Linked DNA regions of Homo sapiens: region 2 is linked to region 1. A link is a loop called in an ENCODE intact Hi-C map of the cell type or tissue named here. Cell type or tissue: chondrocyte. All regions are shown on one strand. Links, peaks and the distances in the headings refer to the core of each region. The heading gives the core; the rest is flanking DNA. Region 1 overlaps NAV1 (neuron navigator 1). Region 2 overlaps CSRP1 (cysteine and glycine rich protein 1).

Region 1 (14,733 bases), core at 2,379-10,378:
TCTCAGCTCACTGCAACCTCCACCTCCCAGATTCAAGCGATTCTCCTGCCTCAGCCTCCCGAGTAGCTGGGGTTATAGGTGTGCACCACCAAGCCTGGCTAAATTTTGTATTTTTAGTAGAGATGGGGTTTCACCATGTTGGCCAGGCTGGTCTCAAACTCCTGACCTCAAGTGATCCACCCACCTCAGCCTCCCAAAGTGCTGGGATTACAGGCATGAGCCACTGTGCCTGACCGACTCTTGCAACTTGAAAGCCCACATGTGGAATCATAAGTCTCTGTCCTGAACTTCTGAGGAGAAGTTCTAATGCCTCCTCCATCACTTCTGCCCCCAGCTCAGGAACCCTTACGGGAATACCTGCTAGTCCTTCCACACCCTCTGGATGGTCTGGGAGAGGAGGCTGAGTCGCCACCTCTTACTCCCTCCTTGGGCAGCCCTGACCACTCCCTCTTTTCCATGTCCTGCTTTCAGAATCTCCTGGCTCCAGCCTAGTTCAGACACCCTCCGCACCAACTAAACCTCTGACCGCACTTGCTAGTCCCAGACTGAGTTCTTCTGCTGCTTCCTACAGGTACCAGCTTCAGTCCCAGGAGGAGACCAAGGAGAGGCGACATTCCCATACCATTGGTGGGCTGCCTGAATCCGATGACCAGTCAGAGCTGCCTTCTCCCCCTGCACTTCCCATGTCTCTGAGTGCAAAGGGCCAACTTACCAACATAGGTTAGTGTTTTCAGTCACTCACTGTGGCATGGGGTGAAGCAGGGGTCACCCTGCAGGGTGAGGCAAGGCAGGTGGGCTTTGGGTTTCATCTCATGTTTGACTCATGCTGTATTGGGTTGTTTCATGGTGCCTCAGTTTATCCACCCAAAGTAAGATTGAAGGTAGAGTACTTTGAGATCCTAAACTGAAAAGTTGCCCCTAGGCACAAGTTGTAGGGTCCTTTTAGCATCAGAGAGCCTGAATGGTGGCATGGAAAAGCTGTAACCCAAAGCCCAGAGATCAGACCAGTGCAAGAGCAGGCACATTGAACTGCCGGAAAGGAGCCACCACACCCAGTACTACTAGGGCCAGCTAATGAGAGGGCAATACTGAAATGTCAGGCCGACGGGGAGGAAGGAGGGAAAGGTTGTTGATTGCCAAGGACGAGATCTGCCTCCAAACTCAGCCAAGTCCAGATTCCTCAACTGCTCTGGCTGAGCCCAGGCCATCCTAACGCTGAAGGCAGGGCTGACTCAGATGTGTCCTGGCCACCCCCTTCCTAAAGCCTAGGGAGAAAGGAGAGCTAGGAAATAAGGAAGTGACTTAGAGACAGGGAGGAGAGGAAGCATCAGGTGGAGGGTCTGGCCTAGCACAGAAGCACACCAGCTCCGGTTCTGTGAAGCAGTACGCCATGATTGGCCTACTAGGAATCCATTCAGGAATAGTGCCTGGGATAGGCCTGTTATCTGCTTGCTGCATCTCTTTAAATCCATCTCTTCTTTCAGCTGAGTAAAAGAAATCAGTTAATAAAAGACAAGGACCTGTAACACACCCATGCAGTGACTGTGGGGAATTTGAGGAAAGACTAGGAATTGGGATCACTTGGCCTAGGGAAAAGAACCATTGTTCAGACAGGATCATCTGCCCTCTGAAGGGCTACTAAATGGAGGATGGGGCCAGCTTGTTCTCTATCTCCATTGAAGACCAAATAAGAAGAATTGCATTTATGCTGCAGAATGAGGGGCTGGGCTAAGCAATAATTACCTCAGGAATTTGAAAAGGTCAACAGAGAGGTGTGCCATCTTCTTCTGCACAGGTCTTTATGGACAGATTAGACATCCACCTGCCTGTATGGAGGCAGAAGAATAGACAAGGGAGCTCCTTGTGGGTATGAAACCCTGAAAGGCTGTAATCCCAGCAATGGGCAAAGGGGTAAGGCATCTGCAGGTTAACGGGATTCAGCTGAACCCAGCTTCAAAGCACATTCCACAAGCCTTACCTGACACTTTCACCTGCTCTGTCCATCTGACCTTCAAGCCGGGGCAATGCTAGGCAAAGAGGGCCATGTTTCTTGATGCTTTAGCGCCAACCCAGTCACTCAGAGTGACACTACTTTGTGGGGAGATTCTCACGCCCTTCCACAATGCCAGGGCAACGGGATCCCGTAGCCCAGCCCCCTTCTCTAGCTGGTGCTTTTTCATCATTCAGATCTGGGTCTTGGTTTGAATTTTCAGTCCTCCTGAGCTGGCAGTTGTGTTTTAGAGAACCACAGCATCTCATTTTCATCAGCACATCCGAGTGATGTGAAGGTCTCAGAAAAGCTGCCAGGCCCCCAGCCTAACCTTCAAAAGCAACAACTCTGAGGCAGGCAGGGTTGAGGGAAGGTCTTTATTCCAGACAGCAGGGTCCTTCTCCATTAGGGCTTGATCTCCCCAGGAGGGACCCCGCTCCTAACCACCAGCTGCTTGCACACTCCCACCACCGCACCTGCCCCTTCCTCTCCTGCCCTCTCCCCATTTGCCTCTCATGCTCCCGGTGCTCCATCCCCCAAGGGCCCGGAGAGCTGATGACCCTGCCTCTTTTCCTGCCCTCCTGCTCCCTCTCCTGTCCCCCTTCCCTCTGTCCTTCCAGTGAGTCCCACTGCGGCCACCACGCCAAGAATCACCCGCTCCAACAGCATCCCCACCCACGAGGCGGCCTTCGAGCTGTACAGCGGCTCCCAAATGGGGAGCACCCTGTCCCTGGCCGAGAGACCCAAGGGAATGATTCGGTCAGGATCCTTCCGAGACCCCACGGACGATGGTGAGACTTCATGCTAGCGCGGTTCACGCTCATTCCAGCTCTGCTGGGTCCCCTCACCCACCACCTCCACTCCCACCACTCCTACCACCACACACATATATGATTCACAGAACATCAAGTTGGGCCATTTCAGTTTTTTCTCCCCATCCCTTTGAAGGGTCTGGGGACCCAGAAACCTTGGGTGGCACATCTAGCACTGGGGCATTGGGATGGAGCATCCATCACTGGGGCTGGGGGAGGGAAATTGAGCATGGAAGGGTTAAATGGCATCCCTCAGGATGCTCTGAAAACCACAGCTTCTCTCCTCCTCATTCTAGCCATAGTCTTTCCTCCCCACAGTCTCTCAAATATATGAAAAGAAAACAGGACATAATAGTAGCTCTTAATAAATCCTTACAAATAATTAGGCATCTCATTTCTCTTTCAAAAATGTTCCAAAGATGAGCATCAGGGAGGGCCATCTGATTGTTGGTGGTGATCTGGGTGTTAGTACTGATCAGAGCTAGAAGACCAGGCTTATGGCAGGTTAGCTCTCCCATTATTATTTTCAAGATGGTCATTCCAGGAGGCATCTGCTACAGACATGCTTTAGTTCTCACCATAGGTTCTACTGAATAATCAGAATGCATATTCCTCACTTAAATATTGTTTTCATCTGAATGATCCCCAAGATCCTAAGCACATCCCCCAGTGCTGAGAGGAGGAGGCGCGGGCAGAATTTCAGTATTTGTTCTGAGCAACTCTGATGAGAAACTCCCCTCTCCTGCGGCTAAGGTGCTTTCCTGACTGGGAAGATAAGATGATGACTATCCATGAAAGTCTCCTTTCCCTTCTCTGAAACCCCGTGCCCCTCAGAGCGGGCTAAGCAAGGGACTGCCATACCCAGGCTGCCAGAGAATGTAGGCTGAAAGAGGAGGCTAGCTTGACTCAAGACCTTGCTTTGGGCTGTTTTGATACCAGCTGGGTTCCCTACTCTGTTCTTTCTGTTTGCTCCAGATGCCCTCCAGAATCACAATCCAAACTCCTGCCTTAGGGAGTCTTCCAAAAACCCCTTGTCCCTGGAACCCACTGTTAACTCTTTGTGTTCTCCTTCTCTTTCAGTTCACGGCTCAGTGCTGTCCCTGGCCTCCAGTGCCTCCTCCACCTACTCCTCAGTAAGAGCATTAACTTCTCTTCCCCTCTCATCCCCTCCCCTCTACCATCCCATGCTCCCTAGAACCTCCTTGGAGTTGGGTAACTGGGCGGGGGATGGGGGCACTGCTGGCTCTTCACTGTACCCATTGGGGTGGGAATGGGGGAGGCACCTAGAGCTTGTAGCATTCACTTGGGTGCCTCAGGTCCTCAGTGGTCTTTCTGGCCCCACCACCAGCTCCTGAGCAACTCTGGTGATTTTTGTTCCCCTCCTTTGAAAAATGGAGAATCCCCATGTTAGCAAGCCCTTTCTGTGCCATGGTAGATGGGAAGCTTTTATGAAGGTGAGATGAATAGATTTCTAGGACCCGGACTCCAGAACCCTAGAAGTGACCAAGTGTTTATTGTGGGGCACCAGCCACAGCATTTGGCTATTAGGCATTTCTTGATTTGTAGATTTGTTTTGCTCCTAATTCTTTACTCCAAGTTGCTGGCAATAACCGTTAGTTCTCAAACCAACCAAAGTCTCATTTCCTAGCCTTTTTGGCAATGACAAAGTTTGCTGGAGATGAGCTCCAAAGAAATCTTTTATTGAAACCCTAGTATAGATCTGAGCCGAGTCCTGTGAGGAGCCAGGGCCAGGAAACAAGAGTTTCAGCCTCTCTGCACCTCTGAGTCATGCTTCTTCACATTTCCTACCCTGCCACTGGGACCTGACTTCTTCACCTCCATAGTAACTACTTCCTTTCTCTCTCTTTCTCTCCTTCTGTGCTCCCTTCTTCAGGCTGAGGAGAGGATGCAATCTGAGGTAGGGTGGAAAGCCTTTGTCTCTGCTTGTTAACATCACTGCACCTCATTTTCCTTCCAAATCTTATACAGCTTCTGCAGCCAGTAGTTTGTATTTCTCTTCCTTTTACAGCAAATCCGGAAGCTTCGTAGGGAACTGGAATCATCCCAGGAAAAAGTGGCCACCTTGACGTCTCAGCTTTCTGCCAATGTGAGTGCCATGAAGTACGGAAAGATCAAGGCAGTTATTTTGACTATCGTTAGACAAGTTCAGCCAAGGGAGGAAAACTACCTGGTAAGGTATCCCCTGGACTGAGACGTCAAGGGCATGCGTCTTCTTCACAGCTCTATGATAGAAGACGAGGGGATTGTTCTTCCCCTTCTCTGAGCCTCAACTTTTATGAAGAACCATTTTGCTTCTACTCTAATTAATAGGTATGGATGAGTTCATGTCTGATGGGCTGAGCTCCCTAGAGAAAGAGAAGAAGATTGATTACCAGTGGTTCTGCATGGAGGCAGAAACAACCTTGCCATTGGCCATGGACAAAAGCAGTTATGGATTATAATTATAGGGCTCTTAGAGCCTTTCCACTGCCCTGGGGGGTGTTCATGTCTTTGTTCATGCCACGTAACTGTGCAGGCACATGATTGGTCATTAGAATTCTGTCTAGTGACCACGACACTACTGAGAAACCTAACTCCCATTCTGGTCTGACTCCTTCATTCCCAACTGCCTTTTCTGAGCAGTCTCCTTGGGCAGATGGTAGAAACAATCTGAAATTCAGGTTGAGAGCTAGAATTCTTTGTTTCTACTCTCAGTACCTCCATTTAGAACGAGTCTATTTCTTTAGACCTTAGTTTTTCTACCCTGTGACATGGGGAGAAATGAAGCCACCTCCTCTAACCAGGCTGTGGTACTTTCTCCCCTGTGACTGAGTTGCAAACAGAGAACATAAGAGCCATTTTCCCCCAAAGCTGTAAACAACAGCTGAGCCGGATCTGCAGGAGCTTTCCAAGTGTTTGCACAAAAGTAACCATGTCTGCAATTTCCGCAGTAGTTTCTGGTTTTCTCTCTGCCCTTCCTCTCTGGGGAACCCAGCTGTCAGGCCTGGGGTCTATCCGTCGGAATTAGGTAGAAGAATCTCCACCAAGATTCTGAATGTTTCCAACACATTTCAGCAGCAGTTCCCTCACCACACTAGTTATTCTCTCGATTCTCTTTTCCCAAACCCTCAATTCATAAGTTGTACCAGTTTGTTTGAAGCTCATGTTAAGCACTTTTTCCCACTCTTGGGGGACCCATAAGAATTGTAACATAAACAAGAACCATCTTTTCTCTCCCTTGTGCCACACCCACCAAAGCAAATGGCCTGGGTCACGTCCTGCACACCCCAGGAAATTCATGTCTGGGAGATGCTGGGGGGGAGAGGCGCCAGGGAGGCAGAGAACATTATTATGTCTGATTCATTTACACTGCAATCTGTCAGCCACCATGCTGTCAAGGCTGGGCTGAAGCCAAGAAATTGAATTTAGAGGGTGATTTTTCTTAGAACAGGAAGTTCCATTTGGCTAAGAGAGAACAAACTAAACACCCAGACACGGTGGGTTCTGCATCTTAAAGGCAGATTTTTGCCGAGGGTCAGAACCCTGCCCTCAAGCAGGAGATGGGATGCTGGGACTCTAGGAAGGTTCCACAGCTCTCTTCAGGATTCCGTGACTCCAAACCAAACTTTTGTCATGTTCCATGGAACTTCCTAGCCACTAAAGCTGAGGGCACACCCTAGATGTAGGGGCCCAGACCACTTTACCCCTCTCAAATGCTAGCCTTTCTGCAGCACCACTGCTTAGCCCTGAGGTCTTACAGGTACCCTAGTCTGGGGTTGGGATTAAGGGAAGGGTCAATGTAGGGAGAGGAAGTGTAGGGGAGAGCGGGGAGAAAGCCCAGCCAGAGCAAAAGGGTTCCCCTGGATGGGGAAAGGCAGCACAGAAGAGCATACAGGGGTTCTTGGGGCCTCTCATGAGTAGTCTTCCAGGGACTACAAGGAGTCTACAAGCAGACATGCAGGATGTAGAGAAGCAAACCAGAGAAGACCTGAGGTCAAGAAGACAGATGTTGCCTGCACAGTGGGTGAAAGGAAACTGCTCAGGTTGTGACATATTATAATCTCCTCAGAGCCCAGGCCTTGACAGATTTATAGTAAAAGTGCAAGAGGAGGCTCTAACTGGACTAAAGGGATTGCCTCCAGCCCTGGTCCTATGAAGTAGGCTCCAGACATGCGGAGCAGTGGATGAAAACTAGAGTTGACCCAACAGGGAGGGAGAATTGTAAGCCAGTAGGAGCCATGAGAGTGCCGTCGATTTCCTAGAGCTCTGCATGAAGGAGCTGCGCAGAGTATGCCCACTTCTTGCTAGGGTCACCAACTTGCTCAGATAGTCTCACGATGGCTATTTCTCCATCCCCAAGTGCTCCCCTTTCTAGCCCCCGGCCTCATTCCCTTTACCTTGCCTATACATCTTGCAGCCAGTTGGCCAGCTAGAGGTCAAACTATGCCAAACCAAGTGGCCTTAGCTCCTCCACTGAGCACCTTTCCGAACTAGCCTGCCTCTTATCCAGAGAGCCCTTTGGTATCCTTCACTCCTCATGAAACAGACCTGACACCTAGTGGCCAAACGGTGGAATGCCTCTGCAGTTTCCTTCCAGCCTTGCAAACCTGGAGAATCCGGGAACAAGGAGCAGCTGCAAAGCAAGAAAGGGTGAAGCAGTGGAGTAGCAGAGGAGGAAGAAACGCACCAAATAGTTTCTGCCAGGAGATTATTTGGTCCCTTGGGGGCCGGCCCACTCCACAATGCAGGAGTTAAACCAAAATAATAGGAACGACCCCAGAGGCTATGGCCCGCCTACCAAGTTGGCCACACCAAATATCACATAGAGCAGAGGGATAGTCCTACCTCTGGTAGTTGATAGGTTTTAGATCTCAAGTCTCCAGGAGCCTCTGGAAACCTGCCCTACCCTCAACCTGGCTTCATTATTCAAGAAGCTGGTTCCCACCAGAAAATTTCTTTGATTTCCCCTTTGTCTGCTCAGGAAAATCAATATTTTTTTAACCACCAAGAGGTTTGCTGGCATTGGTCAGCTCCGAGATACAGGAAATCAGTTAAAACTATTTCCCATTGTCAGTTATTGCCTTTCCCCCAGCCTTATGCAACTTAGCAATCTCTTTCTGTGTTTGTTTCAGGCTAATCTGGTGGCTGCTTTTGAGCAGAGCCTGGTGAATATGACATCCCGCCTGCGACACCTGGCAGAGACGGCCGAGGAGAAGGTGAGAGGCCTGGGAAAGGGTGGGAGGGGTGGGTGCGGCGAGGGGGTTCTCCTGGACAGAGAGGCCGAAGCTGACCATCTGTTCTTGCTCATGAATGCCAGTTTCTCCCCACCTCACTGTCACCCTGGATTCTCAATCTGCCCCCCAATACAGTGTGAGCATATTCCTTATCCCAATTCCTTGCCCTTCTCTATCAAGTTTTGCAGAATTCCAATGCCTCGCCCATTGCCTGACACATCATAAGGGCTCAGGGCTCCTGCTAATCCCAACTAATGACGCTGTTTTCTTTTTTTGAGATGGAGTTTCGTTCTTGTCACCCAGGCTGGAGTGCACTGGCGCGATCTTGGCTAACTGCAAACTCTGCCTCCCAGGTTCAAGCGATTCTCCTGCTTCAGCCTCCCAAGTAGCTGGGATTACAGGTGCCCGCCACCACGCCCAGCTAATTTTTGTATTTTTAATGGAGACCAGGTGGCCAGGCTGGTCTTGAACTCCTGACCTCAGGTGATCCGCCCACCTCGGCCTCCCAAAGTGCTGGGATTATAGGTGTGAGCCACCGTGCCCAGCCAACGCTATTTTCATTTCTCTCTTAGGACACTGAGCTGCTGGATTTGCGAGAAACCATAGACTTTCTGAAGAAAAAGAACTCTGAGGCCCAGGCAGTCATTCAGGGAGCCCTTAATGCCTCAGAAACCACACCCAAAGGTAGGACATCCAGCCACAGATTGAGAGGGAACAGGGAGCAGGAAAGTAAGAGTATTACAGATTTTTATCTGGGCCCATAGTATTCCAAGTCCTATATCAAGTCTCTAGAAGGTGAGGGCCTTTAGATACCCTTTAGTGTGATGTCTGGACTGGTCAGTGAGGAGTACCAGGGGCATGACCCCAGCTTCCTAGGGCATGAAGGCAAGTAGAGGAGACCTGTAAGCCCCAGGGGTCCTCTCCTTAACCTTTACCTCACGGCCAAAGAGCCATCAAAGACCATCGTTAAAATAGCCCTTTACATTTTTATGCAAATGTGTTGTGTGTCCACACACACACAAACAATCTTATTTGATCCTCACTTTAGTTCTCCAACTACTCTTCCAATGAAACAACCAAAGCTCACATAGGTTATATGGTGCTGAAATGGCAAGTTAGCCTGGACGTTTAGTAACCAGTCAAGCTTTGCTACAGAAGTCAAGATGGATGGGAGTCTGATGCCACAAAATCTGTGATCTCTAACTCCAGTCAGGTCTTCAAGATACCTTGGCAGTCCTCTTACTTGTCCACAGTCAGTTTTCTTTTTTATTCCACTACCAGTGATTCCCAGCTTTCATTGCTTTTTTCAAGCTCCTCATTCCACCACTGATTTGCCTTACTCTGAACATAGCTTTGGCGCCCCCCTTAGTTAAGAAAATGAACATTTTCAAGAGAGAACTCCATTGACTTTTCCCCACTCCATGCGTTTATATTCATCCAATACTTATTTATTTGTCTCCATTTTGTTGGAAGGATTCATCCCTTCTGGCCAAGAGTGACCGCTTATCTAATGTTTTGGGATGCCCTCTTTAGCAACCATACAACCCCCCTTTACCCAACACATGCCCTTTTCTACCTCTCTAATCTCTTATGCTCTATTCATTCCTTCCCTGCTTATAAACCTGCCAAAGGCTCTTGTATGTTAAAGGGGAAAGATGTATCAATCTATGTTCTAACTATAATCTTATTTCTTTGCTTCCTCCAGTCGATCCTACATTTCCACCTCCCTTTCACACCTAACCCCACTATAATTATGCTTCTGTCACCATCATTCTACCAAAAACACTTTCACTGCAGTCACCAGTGACTCCCATTTTTCCAAAATCCAACTTACAATTTTTAGTACTTATTTTCCTTTTTTTTTTTTTTTTTGAGTCGGAGTCTCACTCTGTTGCCCAGGCTGGAGTGCAGTGGCGTGATCTCAGCTTACCACAGCCTCCGCCTCCCAGGTTCAAGCAATTCTCCTGCCTCAGCCTCCTAAGTAGCTGGGACTACAGGCGCATGCCACCATGCCTGGCTAATTTTTGTATTTTTAGTAGAGATGGGGTTTCACCATGTTAGCAAAGTGTTTTTAAGACTCATCCATGTTGTGTCATGTATCCACACTTCATTCCTTTTTGTGGCTGAATAATATTCCATTGTGTGGATATACCACAGTTTGTTTAGCTGTTCATCAGTTGATAGGTAGGCATTGAGTTGTTTTCACTTTTTGCCTATTATGAATAATGCTGCCATAAACATTCATGTACAAGTTTGTGTGTGGACATATGTTTTTTGTTCTCTGGGGTATATACCTAGAAGTGGAATTGCTGGGTCATATGGTAACTCTATGTTTGACTTTTTGAGGAATTGGCAAGCTGTTTTCCAGAGCAGCTACACCATTTTACATTCCTGTCAGCAGCATATGAGGGTGCCGATATCTCCACATTCTTTGTTTTTGTTTTTTTGAGATGGAGTCTCACTCTGTTGGCCAGGCTGGAGTGCAATGGTGCAATCTTGGCTCACTGCAACCTCCGCCTCCCAGGTTCAAGTAATTCTCCTGCCTCAGCCTCCTGAGAAGCTGGGATTACAGGTGCCCGCCACCACACCCAGCTAATTATTTGTTTGCATTTTTAGTAGAGACAGGGTTTCACCATGTTGGCCAGGCTAGTCTCGAACTCCTGACCTGCAGTGATCCGCCCACCTCGGCGTCCCAAAGTGCTGGGATTACAGGCGTGAGCCACACACCCAGCCCTTATAGCTCCACATTCTTGCTAACACTTACTGACCTCTTTTTTGTAATAGCTAGCTTAGTGGGTGTGAGGTGGTATCTCGTTGTGGTTTTGATTTTCATATTCTTAATGGCTAATACCAAGCATCTTTTCATGTGCTTATTTGCTATTTGTATGTCTTTATGGAGAAATGTGTATTCAAATCCTTGGCCCACTTTTAAAATCAGGTTATTTGTCTTTTGTTGTTGAGCTTTAAGAGTTTTTTAATAATTCTGAATATTAGACCCTTATCAGACACATGATTTGAAAAATAGTTTCTCTCATTGTATGGGTTGCTGTTTTGCTTTCTTGAAAATATTCTTTGAAGAACAAAAGTTTTCCATTTTCATGAGGCATCATTTATCTAGTTTTTTCCTTTGGCTACTTGTGCTTTAGGTGCTGTATCTAAGAAATTATTGCCTAATCCAGGGTCATGAAGACTTACTCCTGGAATTCCTTCTAAATTTTTTTTTAGTTTTAGGTCTTTGTTCCATTTTTAGTAAATTTTTGTACATGGTATGAGGTAGGCAGTCTAACTTCATTCTTTTACATGAGAATATCCAGTTGTTCCAGCATCATTTGCTGAAAAGACTATTTTTTCCCCCACTGAATTGTCTTGGCACTCTAGGAAATCAATTGACTATACATATATGAGTTTCATTCTAGACTTTCAGTTCTATTCCATTCTTCTATATGAGTTTCTTTCTAGACTTTCAGTTCTATTCCATTCTTCTATATGTCTATCCTTGGCCAGTACCACATTGTTTTGATTACTGTAGCTTTGTAGTAAGTTTGGAAATTGGGAAGTGTGAGTCCTCCAACTTTGTTCTTTTTCAAGGTTGTTTTGGCTACTCTGTGTCCTTTGCATTTCCATGTGAATTTCAGGATTCGTTTGTTAATCTCAGATTGAATTTTGCTAGGGATTGCATTGAATCTGTATATCAATTTAGAGAGTATTGCCTCTTAACAATGTTAAGTCTTCCAATCCATGAACAGGCATGCCTTTATCTAAATATTCTTTCATTTCTTTCAGTGATATTTTGCAGTTTTTCAGCATATGAACCTTGTACTTATTTTGTTAAACTTAGTTTTTATACTGTTCTAAACTGAATTGTTTTCTTAATTTCTCTTTTGAGTTATAGATTACTAGTGTATAAAAATACAATTGATTTTTTGCACATTGATCTTATATCCTGCAGACTTGCTGGGCTCACTTATCAGCTCAATTGGTTTTACAATCTCTTCTTAATCTGTATTTCTATCCATATCAGTCTCCTGAGTTCCAGACCTTTACTTCCAACCACGTTTGGATGTTTCCACTTAGTTGACCTCATAGAGATATCTCTAACTTAATATGTCCAAAATTAAAGTCATCCCCTTCACCCCACTTACAACAAACACACAAGCCAACCTTTTCCCTTCTGCAGTTTGCGTATCTCAGGTATTATCATTTGCCTGGTTGCCCAAGCCTCTAATACGAGAATCATCTTTGATTCCTCACTGTTTCACCCTGTATAGTCAGTTAGTTCTAACTCCTACGTAGATCTCAATTCTATCCCTCTTCTGTATTGTCACTACCCTGGCTCAGGTTTTTATCATTCTTCTCCTAGAATATTTCAATAATTTCCTTACTGGTCTTGCTGTGCTCGTTCTTCCAGTGCTTTCCTTGCCCCCAGAGTAATCCAATTATATCAGTTAAGATCAGAAATTACTCCAGGCCAGGCACAGCGGCCCACGCTATAATCCCAGCACTTCAGAAGGCCAAGACGGGAGGTTCACTTTAGGCCAGGAGTTCAAGACAAGCCTGGGCAACATAGTGAGACCTCATTCTTAAAAAATTAGCCTGTAGTCCTAGTTACTCCAGAGGCTGAGTCTGGAGGACTGCTTGAGCCCAGGAGGTAGAAGCTGCAGTGAGCCACAGTGGTTGCACTGACTCCAGCCTGGGTGAGAGAGAGACCTGGTTTCAAAAAAAAAAAAAAAAAAAAGAAATCATTCCAATTTGAATATGGACTAGATATTACATGAAAAGAATTACTGTTCATTTTCTCTCTCTTTTTTTTTTTTTTTTTTTTTTTTTGAGATGAATTCTCACTCTCTTGCCCAGACTGGAGTGCAGTGGTACAATCTTGGCTCACTGTAACTTCTGCCTCCTGGGTTCAAGTGATTCTCCTGCCTCAGCCTGCCAAGTAGCTGGGACTACAGGTGTGTGCCACCATGCCTGGCTAATTTTTGTATTTTTAGTAGAGATGGGGTCTCACCATGTTGGCCAGGCTGTCTCGAACTGCTGGCCTCAGGTGATCCACCCACCTCAGCCTCCCAAAGTGTTGGGATTATAGACATGAGCCACCGTGTCCAGCCACTGTTCATTTTCTTAGGTGTGATAATAGTACTGTGGGAGAATGTTCTTATTCTTAGAAAGTACATCCATCTTCAAAAAAAAGAAAAAAAGAAAAAAGAAAAGAAAGAATACTCTGAAGTCTTCAGTGTCAACAGATGTGTTCTCTGTAACTTATTTTCAAATTGTTCAAGAAACTGTGTGTGTGTGTGTGTGTGGAGAGAGAGAGAGAAAGCAAATAAAACAAAATATTAACAATTGTTGAATTAGGTGGAGGGCATATGGGTTTTTCTGTGTGTAATGTGCTCTTCAAACATATATTTGCTGAATGAATGAATTGTGCTTTTTGCTATGAGTTTTCATGTTATCCTCAGTTCATGTTGATCCAGGCTTAACTTGGCAAGGAGGATTTCTAGGAACATTCAAAGAATCAATGCTTAGGCAATAATGCCTATCTTTATTTTATTTTATTTCATTTTATTTATAAATAGATAATAAATATACATGGTACAAAATTCAAAATGCACAAGAGGTTTCTTAACTTTTTGAAGATTGCTTGATTCTGCAACGTATCATTTGCTCTTAAAAGTACTACATAGGGTCAGGTGCGGTGGCTCACGCCTATAATCCCAGCACTTTGGGAGGCCATGGCGGGTGAATCACCTGAGGTCAGAAGTTCAAGACCAGCCTGGTCAACATGGTGAAACCCTGTCTCTACTAAAAATACAAAAATAAGCTGTTCATGGTGGCAGATGCCTGTAATCCCAGCTACTCAGGAGGCTGAGACAGGAGAATTGCTTGAACCTGGGAGGCAGAGGTTGCAGTGAGGCGAGATCGCGCCATTACACTCCAGCCTGGGCAACAAGAGTGAAACTTCATCTCAAAAAAAAAAAAAAAAGTACTATATAGTGTATTTTTTAAATGTAACTGATATATCTCAACTAATTGAAACCTTCAAATAACTGATAGACGGATGCATATACTTTGCTACCCTTTATTTTTTATTTTTTATTTTTATTTATTTATTTATTTATTTTTTGAGAGAGGGTATCACTCTGTTGCCCAGGCTGGAGCACAGTGGTGCTATCGCAGCTCACTGCAGCCTCGATCCCTGGGACTCATATGATTTTCCCACCTAAGCCTCCGGAGTATCTGTGATTAGAGGTGCGCACCACCATGCCCAGCTAACTTTTTGTATTTTTAGTAGAGATGGGGTTTGGCTATGTTGCCCAGGCTAGTCTCAAACTCCTGGACTCAAGCAATCCACCCACCTGGGCCTCCCAGAGTGCTGGAATTACAGGCATGGGCCACCACACCCAGCCCCTTTATTTTATTTTTAATTAACTAGTTTCAATTAAACTAATTCTTATCATAAAAGCAATGCATGTTCTGAGGGGGAATGTAAACTAGGGGTGGGCAAATCATGGCCCATCAGCCAAGTCTGGCTCACCACTCTGTTTGTAAATAAAGTTTTATTGGAAACACAGCCACACTCATTAATTTACATAATGTCTGTGGCTGCTTTCATGCTATAACAGCAGAACTGAGGAGTTGTGACCAAGACCCTATGGCCACAAAGCATAAAATATTTACTATCTGGCCCTTTACAGTA
Region 2 (14,733 bases), core at 4,118-12,117, 310 kb before region 1:
CTCCCAAAGTGCTGGGATTACAGGCGTCAGCCACCGCGTCCAGCCTATCTGTTTTTTTTACCCCTGTGGCTCCAGCACCTAGAACATTGCCTAATACACTGTAGGAACTGAATGAATAATTATCGAATGAGAAAATGAAATGACAATGTACCTGACAAAAACTGGGAGGTGGAAAAGGATAATGCAGAGGAGGGGAAACAATCAATGCAATCTAGAGTTAATGAACTAATGAAAAGAATGTAACTGCATTATTTAAAACAATGGAAACCACTAGATGGTTAAAGGAGATTTTTAGGGCAGCAAGACTATTTTGTATGATACTATAATGGTGGATACGTGACGTTATGCATCTATCAAAGCCTGCAGAACCATACAACAAGAGTGAGTTTAAACCATGAACTTCAGTTAATAGTAAATGTATGAATCTTGGCTCATTCATTGTAAAAAATGTAGCACATTAATGCAAGATGTTAATAATAGGAGAAACTATGGGGGAAGGGTAGGTATGCAGGAACTCTGTTCTATCTGCTCAAATTTACTATACATCCAAAACTATTACAAAAATTAAGTATTTTAATTAAATACCAAAAATAAATGGTTTGCCTGTAATCTCAGCACCTTAGGAGGCTAAGGCATGAGGATCGCTTGAGCCCAGGAGTCTGAGACCAGCCTAGGCAACATAGTAAGATCTTGTTTCTCCAAAATCATTTTTTAAATATAGCCATAGTGGGGTACATGCCTGTAGTCCCAGCTACTCAGGAGTCTGAGGTGGGAGGATGGCTTGAGCCCAGGAGTTTGAGGCTACAGTGAGCTATGATCACACCAGTGCACTCCAGCCTGGGCAACAGAGCAAGACCCTGTTTAGAAAAGTAAATAAAAATTTAAAATAAATTGTTAACAGTTTCTCTAGGTAACAATGAAGAAGAAAGATAGAGACTTATTTTTTCATTGTTCACCAATCTGTATTGTTTGATTTTTTTAAATCCTGTGCATGCATTGCTTCTCTAAAAATCTAGTTAACTGCACAGTACATAAATGTTCATGCGGTGCAGCAGTTGAAAATACACAGATCTACAGGTCTTAGTAGGTTGAGATGCCTGAAATACGTTGTTTCATGGGGAAACATTACAGTACAGTGAGTTAATAAGGTATATAGCATGGCCACAATGAACAAAGTCCACCTCTGTTGTACAGGTTATATCTAACAGGATTCAATTCACAGTGATATGTTACTTATGGAATGTCCAGGATGGGGATGGGCAGTGTGAGAATGCCTGTCATTTTATGAGCATGCTTCAATATGGTTTGGATGTCATACTCATGTATTAGGCATATTTTTAAAATAAAATAAACACATAGGTATTACATAAGTTCTTGAAATAGAATTTCAAACGCAAGGGCTGGCTTCAGAGCAGGGGTTGATTTAGAGGCTTGAATGGCAGTTATTGGCCTCCAGGCATTCCCAGGATTCCCCAAGGTGGGCACATAGAGCCTCCTGATGTCGGGTGTGTACACTAGAACCGAGCAAACCCAGAGCTGAGCATGCAGCCCCTCCTGTCTCTGTAGTTCTGGAGAGAACTCCCCAACCTTGGGGAACACAAAAAAGGGGCTGGTTCCCCCACAGGACCCTGGGCACCTATTCCATTATCCCCTGGCAACTGGAGTTGGAAGGCTCATCTAGGCTGCCTCAATTTGACCCCCAGTCCAGAAAGAGGTGTGTGGCATAGACCAGCGCTTCTCAGACTGCAGTGTGCAAATGGATCACCTGGGGATCTTGCAAATGCAGATTCTGATGGAATAGGTCTAGGGTAGGACCTGAGATTCTGCACTTCTAGAAGCTTCCAAGTAACACTGATGCTGCTAGTCAACAGAACATACTTTAGATAGCAAGGGTCTAGAGCAGCGGTTCTCAAAATGTAGTCTCAGGCCAGCAGAGTCAGCATCAGCTGGGAACTTGTTAGAAATACAAATTCTAGGCTCCACCCCAGACCCGGGTTTGGAGCCCAGCAATCCGTGTTTGAACAAGCCCTCCAGGTGATTCTGACGCCCACGTGTGAGAACCACTGGTGTAGGGGAAGGAGCACTCAGGTAGGAGACAGGACACCCATGTCCTAGCCTAAGCTTGGTGACACCTTACACAATCACTTCCTCTCTCTGACCTCAGTTTCCTCATCTGTAAAATGAAGGCTGTCAAGTTCTATCTTGCAGATTCAGTGCATATTTGAAAAAAAAAAAAAAGCCTGGCTAGTTTATGGGAGCTATGTAACCCCTGTATAGGCAAGAAAAGAAAACATCACTACTCCTTCCTCAACCTGTTCCCTGGATTCCTCAGGCCAGGTAGTGCCTCCTCACCTAGATGGGGCATGAAAATGGGTCTGTTCACAGCCCTGCTCCTCCCCACCCTGCTTCTCCCTTCAGGCTTCTGCACCCACCCTCCAATCCACAGGTCCCTCACTGCTCTCCTCTCCCTGGGAGCTGGGGGCTGGGAGACCCACTCCAGCTGACCTCTCCCTCAGACTTCTCCTGACCTGCTCGCACCGCTTTGATGTACAGCCCTTTGTTCCAGGACTTTGGGGTTTCCTCGGATCTCTGTTTTTCTAAAGGGAAACAGAAGGAAAAACCCTACCAAGGTTTCAAGTCTCTGATGACTTGGGTTTTATGGGCACCATTGCGACAGACTTCAAGTGGGCAGCAACTCTGCAGCCGACCCGCCCAGGCTTGCTCCTGGGCCTGGCTCTCTCAGTGGAAATCCCCTCCCACGCTCAGCCCTTTAATCACTTTCCAGCCCAATAACTTTCCTGATTCACCAAGAATCCCTTTCGTCTTGAGAGCACCTACTGCCCCCTCTGATGGGGCTGAGTCTGGGCTTGAAGGCATTTGATCCCAGCGTGGGTCTTACAGAGATTGGACTTGTGGGCTAATGGTTCAGGTTGGGGCCTGCAGAATTTTCCTTTTTCCCATGCCATCTTGGCATCTGGGTGCCCATGTTGTAGGAAAAAATGGGCTGCCCTGGAATGAATCTCTTCCTTGAGGACACTTGACCAAGGGGCAATGACACTAGGAGGAGACTGACTGATACCCAGGAAACTAGTGGCCTCAACCAATATGCCAATAATAGCCATGAAACCCTTGACATAAAAGTTGCTTTCTCTTTTCTTCTAGTAATAATGTGCTTTAAATGCAAGTAACACTTGAATACATTTTTGTTGCAAAAGATTCAAAACATGACAGTATCTTTTCACCACCCTTCTAGTCCCCCAACCCCAGAGACAACAATCACTTAGCTTGGTTTGGGTCTTGCCAGATATTTGTTTTTACTTTTCACACATCTGCACCCAGACTAGTATAAAGCAGCATTCTCAATGGTAATGTAAGGGAGTTGGTTGAAGGATTCGTAAGTCCCCTTCCAGCTGTGCCATTTTCTGCATTTGTGGGTGGCTTTTCCCTCTCCTCCTAAATAGGAGACATTCATAGGCTCTCCCTAAAAGTATGGGGGGAGGGGGAATGCACAGAGGAAAATAGGAAAGGAAAGGTCACAGTGTCAACAGCAGTTCCTTCGAGGTGAGGAGATCATGGATGAGTTTTTTACCACTTGCCTCTGATTTTCAAATGTTTCATCATGAGAGTTATAAAGATTATTATTCGTGAGTATGACTTTGATAACAGGGAAGCTCCTATGCAGTGCCATTGTCAAGATCAGGCAGAGAAGGAGGCTGTGAGTTGTCCAGCCTGAGGCTTAGGTCAAGGAGAAATTAACAAATTGCTCAAGGCAGAGGGGTGTGTGGAGGGGCTTAGGGAGGGGAGGAAGGCTCATGGCATATTCTTGGATGTGATCTACAGGAAGATTCATAGAAAGGAACTTCAGAGTAAATCCCATTGTGTGTGAATTAAGAATTAAGTATTCTTAATTCTTAATTCAGGCCCTGGGCTAGACTTTAGGGACACAATGGCAAATGGGTGAATCAGAGTTCTCTACTTAACAGGGACTAGCAAAAGAAGGGGAGGAAGAGTTCACATCTTTAGGAATCCCACCCTACTTTTGCAAGAAGATATTCCTTCCTACTGAAGAAGACCCCAGAGTTAAGCATTAGATCTTTGACAGGCTACGATCCTGACTTTGTAGAAATATGGTCTCCATACTTGACTCGGCCTATCTAAGGTGATATTGGTATGTGTACTAGTTAGGATGGGCTAGGTTATGCTGTGCTAAGAAACTCCTCCCAAACCCAATAGCTTAACATAGCAAAGGTCTTCCCACTCATACCATATGTCCTACTTGAGCTGGCAGGGGAGGTATATCTGCTCCTTGAGATATACACATATCCAGGTTGCTGGAGGTTCCATCACACCTACTTCCACACTCTCCACAACAGGGAAAAGGGACATGAAAACTTACATCGTGCCTATTAAAGAAGTCTGCTCAGATGGCCAGGCACGGTGGCTCACGCCTGTAATCCCAGCACTTTGGGAGGCTGAGGCAAGTGGATCACCTGAGGTCAGGAGTTCAAGACCAGCCTGGCCAACATAATGAAACTCCGTCTCAACTAAAAATACAAAAAAATTAACTGGGTGTAGTGGCAGGCACCTGTAATCCCAGCTACTTCAGGAGGCTGAGCCAGGAGAATTGCTTGAATCTGGGAGGCAGAGGTTGCAGTGAGCTGAGATCACGCCACTGCACTCCAGCCTGGGCGACAAGAGTGAAACTCCATCTCAAAAAATAAAAAATAAAAAATAAAAAAAAAGAAGTCTGCTCAGAAGTGACACTTCTGGTCTCAATTAGAGGCCACAGCAAGCCACATCACCACATCAAAATTCAAGGGAAGAGGCCAAATGTAACCCTTAAATGTAAACGTAGATATTACTGTGTGTCCAGGAATATCTGTGAACATCTCTTAAAGGACTAGACAGTGTGATTGCCATGGGACTGCTGGGTACCCAGAAGGCAGAGCCACAGAGATACCTCTTCACTCCTCCAGCAGGGAGCAACAATCCCCCTTGGCCTGGGACCAAGACCTTGAACTCTCTTGAAGAGTCAGGTTGAGGTCAACAGAGTGGAAATGTAGAAGGTTCAGGAGCAGGTGCTTCTGAAAAGGAACTAAGGGCTTGTCCAGGCATGGAAAATGCCCACTAAAGGCTTTATTCACGATAATCTGCTTCCTGAATTTTCATGGCCTTTAGGGTGAGTCTTTCTAGGCCCATAAACTCAGGACATCAGAGTTGGGTGGATCCCCTGAAGCTTGGCTGTTCAAGTGTGGTCCCAGGATCAGCAACATCAGCACCACCTACCCCTGGGAGCTTGTGAGAGATGTCCAATTTCAGGCCCCACCCAAAACTAGAATCTGCATTTTAACAAGATCCCCAGGAGATTCATATGCACATTAAAGCTTGAGAAGCATTTCCTCAGAACTAATTTAGGCCAACGTCTTCACTTCGCAAATGAGGAGCCGACACCCAGAGGGGAGGAGGCAGGCCCAAAGTCACAGAGCTGGTTCCAATCCTGGCTCCACCACTTGCCAGGGACTTGAGTAAGTCTCTAAAATTCACTGAATCTCGGTTTCCTCTTATATAATAAAGGGATAATATAATTACCTCCTAGTGCTTATATGAGGATCAAATAAGAAAACATCTAGACCAGTGCCAGGCACATAGTATGTGCTCAATAACTGTTAGCTATTGCTATGGTCCTAACTCACCATTCCAGCACCAGGCCTCATACTCCCAGTACATAATTGTCTCCTCTTAAGGCAAGGATGTTAGGTATAGCACTGCAGCGATGGGACCTGGACCCAGCTGCCTGCATTTATATCCTGCTCAATTTGACCTTGAGAGGGTTGCTGAATTGTTCTTTGGTTCTTGGCTTCAGTTTGATCAGTTATAAGTGGGTAAAATGACAGCACCTACTTCATAGGGCTATTGTGAGAATTAAATGAGTTAATGCATTTAAGGTCTTCAAACAGTCTATAGCATATATTAAGCACACGAGATGGATGAGTAATGTGACAATTAAGTGAGTTAATACATTAAAGGTCTTCAAACAGTCTATAGCATATAGTAAGCACACAAGTTGGATGAATAATAATGTTTCCAAAATGTCCAAAAGAAGACTAGGTTGGAGGAAGTTGCACCCTAGAAAGGCAGGGGACAGGCGTTTCTCAGGGGGAGCTGCCTCTGTTTTTTCCCTTTGACCTATTGCAAGTCCCCAGTCTGTTTCTCTGGCCACTGGACGGCCCCCAACCCCTGGCTGTGTTTTTCCTCCTCCACTGGACTCACTGGGCTCCCTGGTGCCTCCATCAGGAAGCGCTGAAAGGCCAGGGGATCTCTGGTGGGGAGGGGCGGACTCAGGCAGCCGACAGCTGTCTTCAAATCTCTGAAGCGCTGTCATGCAGGAGAGGGATTAGACCTGTTCTGGATGACTCTAGGGGACAGAAATAGGAAGTTCCAGGAAGTCCTCTCTAATCATTAGAACCGTTCAGAGGCAGCCCCAGCTGCGGGGCGGGGCGGGGCGGGGCGGGGCGGGGCGGGGCGCGGAGCTGTTGGCAGCTAAGTGGTTGAGGTTGAGCGGCCGGGTGGAGGCCGGCACCTACTAGGAGGCTGGGCTGGTCCGCAGGTTCTCAAGCCCGGCTGAGCCCGGGCAAGCGTCAGAGAATCACCAGAGCAGCTTGTCGAATACAGATTCCCAGGCCCCACCCAGGCCAACCGAATCAGAATCTCTAGGGGTGGGGCTGGGAATCCATTTTTAAAGGCTTCCCCAATGATTCTCAGAATAAAGGTTGGGCTTGGAGGCGGGGCCGGGGCTGGGCGTGGCACGGAGGCGAGGCGCGGGGAGGGCCGGACCTTCCAGTTGTTAATCCCTGTGTTCCTCACTCCGCCACACTCACCTCCACTGATCTAAGTCGGGGGATCGTTCCTCGCTGGGTGCCCCCCTCACTTGATCTTAGCCAAAAGGTCGAGAAGCGATTGGGAGCCCCTCTCGAATAATTTCTGTGGCCCTTGATTCAGGGATCACTCCCACACTTAATAGCAGCTCTAACGCCCCCCAACCCCCGCTACCCAAGATCTCTATCCTCACCCTCCAGTCGGCCTCGTGGTCTTCCTGTCCCTCCCCAGCCTCTCAGGTGACCCGGACAATTTGCTAAGGCTCTTGGAGAAGGGCAGCCCGAGGAGGCTGGGCCTGCCGCCCATCGGGAGCGGCAGCTATTTTCCATCACATCCTAAAAAGCCCAGGGCTCTACCGCTCCTGCAGCTGGGCATAGCTCCCACCAAACACATTCTCCCGAGGTCGCCCTGGACGCCTTGCTCGGAGATGACAGAAACGAGAAAAGAAATACCTAAGTGGACATAAAGACCTAGCTCACCCTGGCCGGGTGCGGTGGCTCATGCCTGTAATCCCAGCACTTTGGGAGGCCGAGGTGGGCAGATCACCTGAGGTCGGGAGTTCTAGGCCAACTAGCTTGACCAACATGGAGAAACCCCGTCTCTACCAAAAAAATACAAAAATTAGCCGGGCGGGGTGGCTTATGCCTGTAATCCCAGCCACTCAGAGGCTGAGCCAGGAGAATCGCTTGAACCCGGGAGGCGGAGGTTGCGTTGAGCCGAGATCGCACCATTGCACTCCAGCGTGGGCAACAAGAGGAAAACTCTGTCTCAAAAAAAAGAGTCCTTGCTCACTCTTTGGTGAGGGTTTGGTATTCCACAGGGCCCCGAAGCGCGACAGCCCTCCAAGGAGAAGTGAGCGTCGGGGATTAGACGCGTGCGCTGTCTTGCGCAGGAGCTGAGTCCTCAGGGTCCACAGAGAGAGGAGGAGGGCGTGGGGTGCGCGGAAACGCAGCGCCTGCCTTTTGCCCTGACCCCACAGCACCACCTGGTGTCTCCCGGGACGGCGCAAGCGCCGCGCTTGCAGATGCTGGGCCCCCTCCCCGTCAGCCGACCCTCCTTCCCCAAGTGCCTCCCCTGCCTGGTGTTCCTCCTTCCTTGATGCGCCCCTCTGGCTGGCCCTTCACCGTCCAGTGAGTGCTTCCTGGCCTGGCCGCAGCTGGCTTACAGCCTACTGCCTTTACCCAGGTCTTATTCCCAGGAGGTGCGTCAGGGCCCCTTGCCCACCGTGGGGCTGCACTGAAAAACAGTGGCCCGGGAGCAAGACAGCTAGTGGTGCAAGGCACAGGACGGTCGCCGACAGGCCCTCCCGATCAGCCAGCAGAGGGCAGCCTCTCTCCAGCTTTGGGCCCCAAAGGCTCCCATCCGGGCCACTCCTGTAGGCCCCTCCCAGACAGAAGGGTCCACCTGGGTGTGTGGAACCAGCCGTCCTCCTGGCTGCGGAAACTTGTCCGGAGCACCTTTCGTGGGCCACCCCCTGTGCTGGAGCCAGAGGGGTTACCAAGATGGAGCCCTTGACCCCGATTGCAGAACTCCCAGCCAGAGCCCACCCTGGGCTGGCATTCCCTGAACTCCTCCAGCTCTTCTCCCGGTCATCTTGTACTTTTCTATTGCTCTGCACCATTGATGGGTGTTATGCATGCATAGGTGCCTTTCTCAGAGTCCAGGAGGGGCCTCTGTCAAGGCCACTGTTGGAGCTGGTCATCTGGGAAATAGGTACACGAGGCCTTGTTGTTATTAAAGCATCTGCTTTTGTTTTGAAAACTTAGTGTGGGCACATTTTCGAGAAGGGCTGAAGCAAAGCAGCACAGCCCCAACGCATCAGGCAGGTATGCCTAAGATGAAGGATGCCGCAACCCCTCACATGAACCTATTTCCAAAAAAAAATGTGGCCTTCCACGGACTTGCTGTGGGGGCCCTAACAGCACAGCAGGCTGAGCCAGGCCCCTCCACCACACCCCTCCTAGGTAGAAGTGAGCTTTCTAGATTTGACGTGAAAGTTCCTCTGGTTGAGTTTCCCTCTTAGGCTGGGGCTTTCCGAGCTGGGAGAAGTTCTGAGCACAGTTTTGGGGCCTAGCTGAGCCCCTCCAAGTCCAAAGTCCATGCAATTCCCAGGCCCAGATTTGGGGGTGGAGACCAGACAGGACAAGCCAGTGGTGTTTGGCTGGTCGGGTCACTTCAGACAGTGTGGTTCAGTTGGCATTGATACTGAGAAGTAATTGGTCCTTAGAAAAAGCAGGAACGAATCCACTTTGATTCATTTCCACCAGGCTGCCTGCTTTTTTTTTGAGACAGAGTTTCACATTTGTTGCCTAGGCTGGAGTACAATGGTGTGATCTCAGCTCACTGCAACCTCTGCCTCCCGGGTTCAAGCGATTCTCCTGCCTCAGCCTCCCAAGTAGCTGGGATTACAGGCACCCACCACCATGCCTGGCTCATTTTTTGTATTTTTAGTTGAGTCAGAATTTCACCATGTTAGCCAGGCTGGTCTCAAACTCCTGACCTCAGGTGATCCGCCTGCCTCGGCCTCCCAAAGCCCCTGCTAATTTGATTGCTCCCATTGAGTTCCCTCCCAGCTCCACAGACACAGGATTGGACACCAGAGTTCTGGTCTAAACAGCTTTATTGACCAGATGAGAAATCAGCTTGGGTACAGCCCATGCCTGCAGCCCTTTCAGTGGGTGGCTCCAGATAGTGTTGTCCTTTCAGTTGCTGGGAGCGGTGAGGCCCAGCCCTTTCCCCTTCCTCCCACCACTATTCCTAACCTGGGGCCTGGCAGGGGTGGAGTGATGTGATCTAAGGGTCCCTGGAGAAGGGTGGAGTGGAAGAGGCAGGGTCTTGGGTTAAAGGGAAGATTCTGAGGTCTCAGGGCAAAGGGAAAGGTGTTTGGATGAAGACTGAGGCAGTGCCTACCTCCCTCCACATCTGAGGATCAAGCAGGTGTGGCAAGAACAGAGCCCTGGCCTGGGCTCTGCTGGCCGCAGCCTCAGGAGCCAGGGTTAAGGCCAGAGATAAATGAAGATTTGAGCCATTGATAAATGCCAATATATGTTTCAGGTATTTCATTAGGATCCTCCCATCAAGCAGGGAACTAGATGTTTGAGAAGATCAAACAACATCCTGACTTTGGGGTCCTTAAGACCTGGGTTATTCTCCTCCCAGTCCTAGTGGGAGGCTATCCATTCCACAAAGACTCAAAGGCAAGAGGCCTGGAGAAGCAGGGGCTCCTAGGACCCTGCCTGCATGCCTCTCTGCCTCCAATAGTGACTCCCTAAGCTGGGACTCCTCAGGCTTACTCTGAGGGACACCAGGAAGCTCAACCTCTTTCCCACAGAGGAGAATCTCTGAGATCCAAAAAACCCAGCCTTCCCCCCTCCTCATCTTGGTCTTGCTTCCCTCTCCCTCCAGCCTGTTGCTGCTGCTCCTCTGGGTGCCAAGATGTGTCCTCAGGTGTCTTGGTCAGCTGATGATGGACACGCAGCACAGGAGGCTAAGAACAGAGCTCTGTGGGGCGAGGTGTGGGGAGAGGGGCCTGCTCTCACCTAGACCCAAAACACTGAGGTCTCCTACTGGTGATGGTGTCAGATCCCAGGCCTGGGGAGCCCTTTAGTGGGGTGGGACCTCAGGCAGACCCCCAAACCAAAGGGAGCCAGATGCCCAAGTTCAAGTCATTAGTGATATGTGGCAGGGCTGACAGAGAAATAATCCTGGAGGTCTCCAAAGCTGCTGGGAATGGAATGGCGATGAAAAGCGCAGGAGTGGGCAGGGTGTGGTGGGTGATGGTGGCCTCACTCAGAGTGGACCAAGGCCCCAGCTCCTTGCCCAAAACCAAAGCCCTTGGGCCCGAAGTTTTTAGCATAACATCCTGCAGAGAGAGGAGAGAGATAAGGGCATGTTCTTCCTCCACCCCCAGCCACACCACCCACCCTCCTGCTGAAGATCCCCCACTCCTAGTGCCCAGCCAGACTGCTAGGGAAGGAAGGTCCACTGGTACCCCCTCACCTCCACAGCACCCCAATCTCAATAGTAAAATAGCGAAGAGGCTCTTGGTTGTACCCTGTACCCATTGCCCCTGCCACCAAAATTATAGAAGCATCATCTGCTGTAAGAACATTGGACTGGGAGTTAGGAAGCCAGGGTCTAGCCCTATGCCTGCCTCAATTTGCCAGATGATGCTGGCCAAGTTGCTTTCCCCCTCTGGTCTTGTTTCCTCATCTGTACAATGAAGGAATCATACTAGATGTTCAGATCTTGGATCCCAAGGCCAGGAATTAGTTTACATTCAGCAAAGGCAAAACTACTTAGCCCCCCTACCCCCTTGGGCCTCCTGACCCTCAATTAGAAGTGAAAACACCCACCTTTGCAGTAAATCTCGCCATCCTTGTCTGCCAGGGTGGTTGACTCAAGGCCTTTGCCACACTTGGCACATCGAAAGCAGGCCTTATGCCAGGACTAGGCAGGGAAGGAAATAGTTAATGGCTGCCACCAGTGATGAGGGTACCCTCCACCCCAGGCCCACTCCCTTTGACATAACCATGGTATAAGGGCTCAAGCCACTTCTGAAGTCTACTCAGCTGGTGCTGCTGGGAGGACATGGCCTATGGTGCAAGGCAGTAGAGGGAGAAGGCCAGGGACCACACGCCACCTCGCACCATCTTCCATGCTATGTTGCAATGGCCTGATGATTAGGGTCACCAGCTATACCACAAAAGGCAGGTGAGGGGGTGGGTTTAACACCAAAGTAGCTGTTACCCCACTGGCTGGGCCAGATGAGCCTTCTCCAGACCCATCTTGCCAGTAGATCAGTGGTGTGAGCCAGGGCTTTGCACTCCTCCTGGTACTGTCACTTAGTACTTGAACAGCCCTCACCAGAAAGACCTCTCTGCCCTGTGTTGCCTTGGGGCCTCTCATAGAGACCCAAAGGGTCTTCTGTGGCCCCTGGAGAAACTACTCCTTAGGACTTTCCCTGCTGAGTTTAATGCATTTCATAGACTTATTCTCCTTCCAAAGTGATACTAGACAACATTGACTCTGGCTTCCTCTGTGCCAGGCCCTGTGCCAGGCACTTTACACTGGTGAAGTCAGTTAGTGTTCACAGCTACCCAGTGAGGGACATACTGCCACCCTCCCCTCCAATAGCTGATAGCCTTTGGGCAAAGGAGGCACCTAATTCTAGAACTTCAGAGGCTGGGCTGGTCCAGGAGAATCCAATTACAAATACCTTCTCTGTGGCCAGGCATCATATGTTTAAATATCTAGTCCTCACATGCATTCTGTAACACAGGGCAAACAGCTGTCCCAGAAAAAAAGTGAGGCCCGAGTTTGTACACAGTGATGGGACGTTGCACAGACAGACTTCTCCGCAGCCAGTTCCCATCAACAGCTGGGCAGGCTAAGAGGCTGATGTGTAGACAGCTCTGCTTAACCCAGGAAAAGCAAGAGGCAGGCAGCAGTCAGATAAGACAAAACAAGGCCTTTTAAGGGCAAAGACACTCCCAGTGCCCAGGCTGGTGGATGAGAAAGGAAATTCATCCCCTCAGATTTCCTGGTTGCCTAACCTTGCACATTGGCTTCTCCTCCAGAGAGCTGAAATGGGGGGACCTGGGTCTAGGTCAGTGCTGGTGCAACCTCAATAGTCACCCAGCCTTTGCTGCCTCCTCTGTAAAGCAGGGGCTGCTACCCCAAGCTCTCTAGGCTGGAGAAAAACTGAATCACACCTAGACCAACACCTCTCCTCATATTTCCTAGCCACCTCCCTGCCAAAATAAGCTGAATCCCTTTGCTCATTCATAAGCACCCAAAAGTACTCCCAGCTCAACATTTCTTGAGCGAGGCAATAGAAAGGTGGGGCTTCTCCCTACCTTTTCCACTTGAATGCAAAATTCTCTTATCCTACTCCTTAGTACAGCCCTAACTTTACCTTATAGCCTGCCTAAGTAATGGAAATAGTGATTCTTAGCTATTCTTAATAATTTTCTATTCTCATAATGAGATAGAACAAAAAACCCAACTTAATAATAATATTAATGTCTCCTGTTTTCATATCCTTTAGTCAATGGCAAGGATCTTCATTGTGACCTCAAAATAATCCCTGAAAATAAACAACAATAATAATAACAATAGCAAAACTGTACTGAGGACATACCAGGCACTACATTGCACATTATACATGTACTATCTCATTTAATCATTAAAACTGCCTTGTTGTTGGGTGTGGTAGCTCACACCTGTAATCCCAGCACTTTTGGAGGCCGAGGTGGGTGGATCGTGAGGTCCAGGCTGGTTCAAGACCAGCCTGGCCAACATGGTCAAACCCCATCTTCACTAAAAATACAAAAATTAGCTGGGTGTGGTGGCGCGTGCCTGTAGTCCCATCCACTTGGGAGGCTGAGGCAGGAGAATCACTTGAACCCGGAAGGCAGAGTGCTAAGATCGCGCCACTGTACTCCAGCCTAGGTGACAAGTGTGAAATTCTGCCAAAAGAAAACAAAAACAAAAACAAACAAACAAAAAAAAACTGCCTTATTTGTCAGGGGCCATTACTTGGTCCACTTTGCATTTCCTCCACCATCCAGGCCCACTTTAGAGCTGAAGAACTGAGGCTTAGGAAGGCTAAATTTTCCCAAGTTCGCTCAGCCAATAAATGGCAAAACTAGGATTCAAAGCAGGCTGTCTAGAGTCCAAGCTCTTAATCACCGTGCTAGGATCCCCTCCCATTTTGCAGCCTTGGAAATGGGTTTGAAGAGGCTAAATGGCCCAAAGTAGCATTAACAGTAGTAACAGCAGTAAGAGCAAGGGCTTCGGAGTCAGACAAACCTGGGCTTGAGTCTGGCTTAGCCCCTTCCTAGCTAGCGGATCTGGGCAAATTATGTAATCCTCCTGACTCCCAGTTTCTTCATCTGTACAACAGGGATACTAATCCCCATCTCTGTCCAACCATGACTGTGAGAGTAGAGATTCTAACACTGGCCTAAGTGTTAATTGTTTAACATTTCTTGATCAATTCCCCTATCCCATTCCTCAAGGTCAAAAAGCCTTGAAAGCCAAAACCTGAATCCAGAAGAGATGAAGATGGGCTCCAGGCCCAGACATTCCATAACCTTGTTGTGTGATCTTGGCCAAGTCACTTTTCTATCTCAGGCCTCACGTGATGCTCCAGAATTCCTCTCTGGCCCCACAGCTGAAAGACATCTCTTCTGTGATTTTCTGACTGCTAATCTGACACTGCAAACCCCAGGGGCAAGAGTTCTGCCTCTTCTCTACTGCAGCCTATCTGAAGGAAGTGATCAGCTCAATTGGGAACTGTTGATTTGCTACAGTGATTCTCACTGTGCATTGGTGATTGGGGGCTACTGTCAGAATATCATGGGGGAAGGGCATGTGCGGCAATTCTAAACAGTGTGAAAAAAGCCTCCTAGGAGGCTCTGGTAGGTCTGAACCTTGAAAATCTCTGCCCTGGGGGTATTTGGATGGGTTTTTGGGAGTCCACATCCCATGAAACAGAATGTATATTTTTGGGATCACAAATCCTTTGAAAATTTAATAAAAGCTATGGATCTTCTTCTAAGAAACAGACAGGTTCCCATGAAACTTTGTATATAATCTTCAGGGCTTTGTGGACCCTCTGCAGCCCATCCACGTACCCTTACTTTCTGTTCTCCTATATTAGAGATACAGATTGATCATTGCCACTCCCTATGAATTGCCCATTGTCCATCAATGCTGGGGATGTTACTGCTCATGGCTGATATGAGCTCCTTGGAGACTGGAAAGCACAGGTACATGCAACCCACAGGGACAAAGAGAAGAGGTTAAACCCCAGTGCTCAGGCTGCCCTGAGCAGAGCTAGGTCACCAATTT

The links. A loop is a pair of places that touch in the nucleus more often than their neighbours do. Peaks named below come from ENCODE experiments on the same cell type or tissue, not always from the same donor. Only the 100,000 strongest peaks of a DNase experiment are listed, where the experiment ranks them.
Region 2: a loop joins it to region 1, with 9 times the contacts of the local background. A loop is called at or near these places in 5 of 110 quality-filtered maps.

What each region holds. Positions count from the first base shown.
Region 1 is chr1:201,785,858-201,800,590 of GRCh38, forward strand. It overlaps NAV1 (neuron navigator 1), which reads left to right. Exons shown (of 34, transcript NM_001389617.1): 13 at 572-720; 14 at 2,611-2,781; 15 at 3,883-3,935; 16 at 4,697-4,720; 17 at 4,832-4,909; 18 at 7,935-8,018; 19 at 8,609-8,720. All of the region lies in intron 2 of IPO9-AS1 (IPO9 antisense RNA 1), which reads right to left. Among named protein-coding and RNA genes, the nearest start is that of MIR1231, 15 kb to the right of the region's middle. RefSeq lists an enhancer at 2,207-2,707. In chondrocyte, for the core only: CTCF peaks have their summits at 7,361 (motif pointing left), 7,583, 9,404 and 9,623; a DNase peak (open chromatin) is centred at 2,604.
Region 2 is chr1:201,474,052-201,488,784 of GRCh38, forward strand. CSRP1 (cysteine and glycine rich protein 1) reads right to left here. Exons shown (of 6, transcript NM_004078.3): 5 at 11,232-11,325; 6 at 9,479-10,738. The coding sequence ends at 10,662. Among named protein-coding and RNA genes, the nearest start is that of PHLDA3, 12 kb to the left of the region's middle. RefSeq lists a silencer at 6,467-6,556 and an enhancer at 8,937-9,266. In chondrocyte, for the core only: CTCF peaks have their summits at 6,288 and 8,192 (motif pointing right); a DNase peak (open chromatin) is centred at 8,081.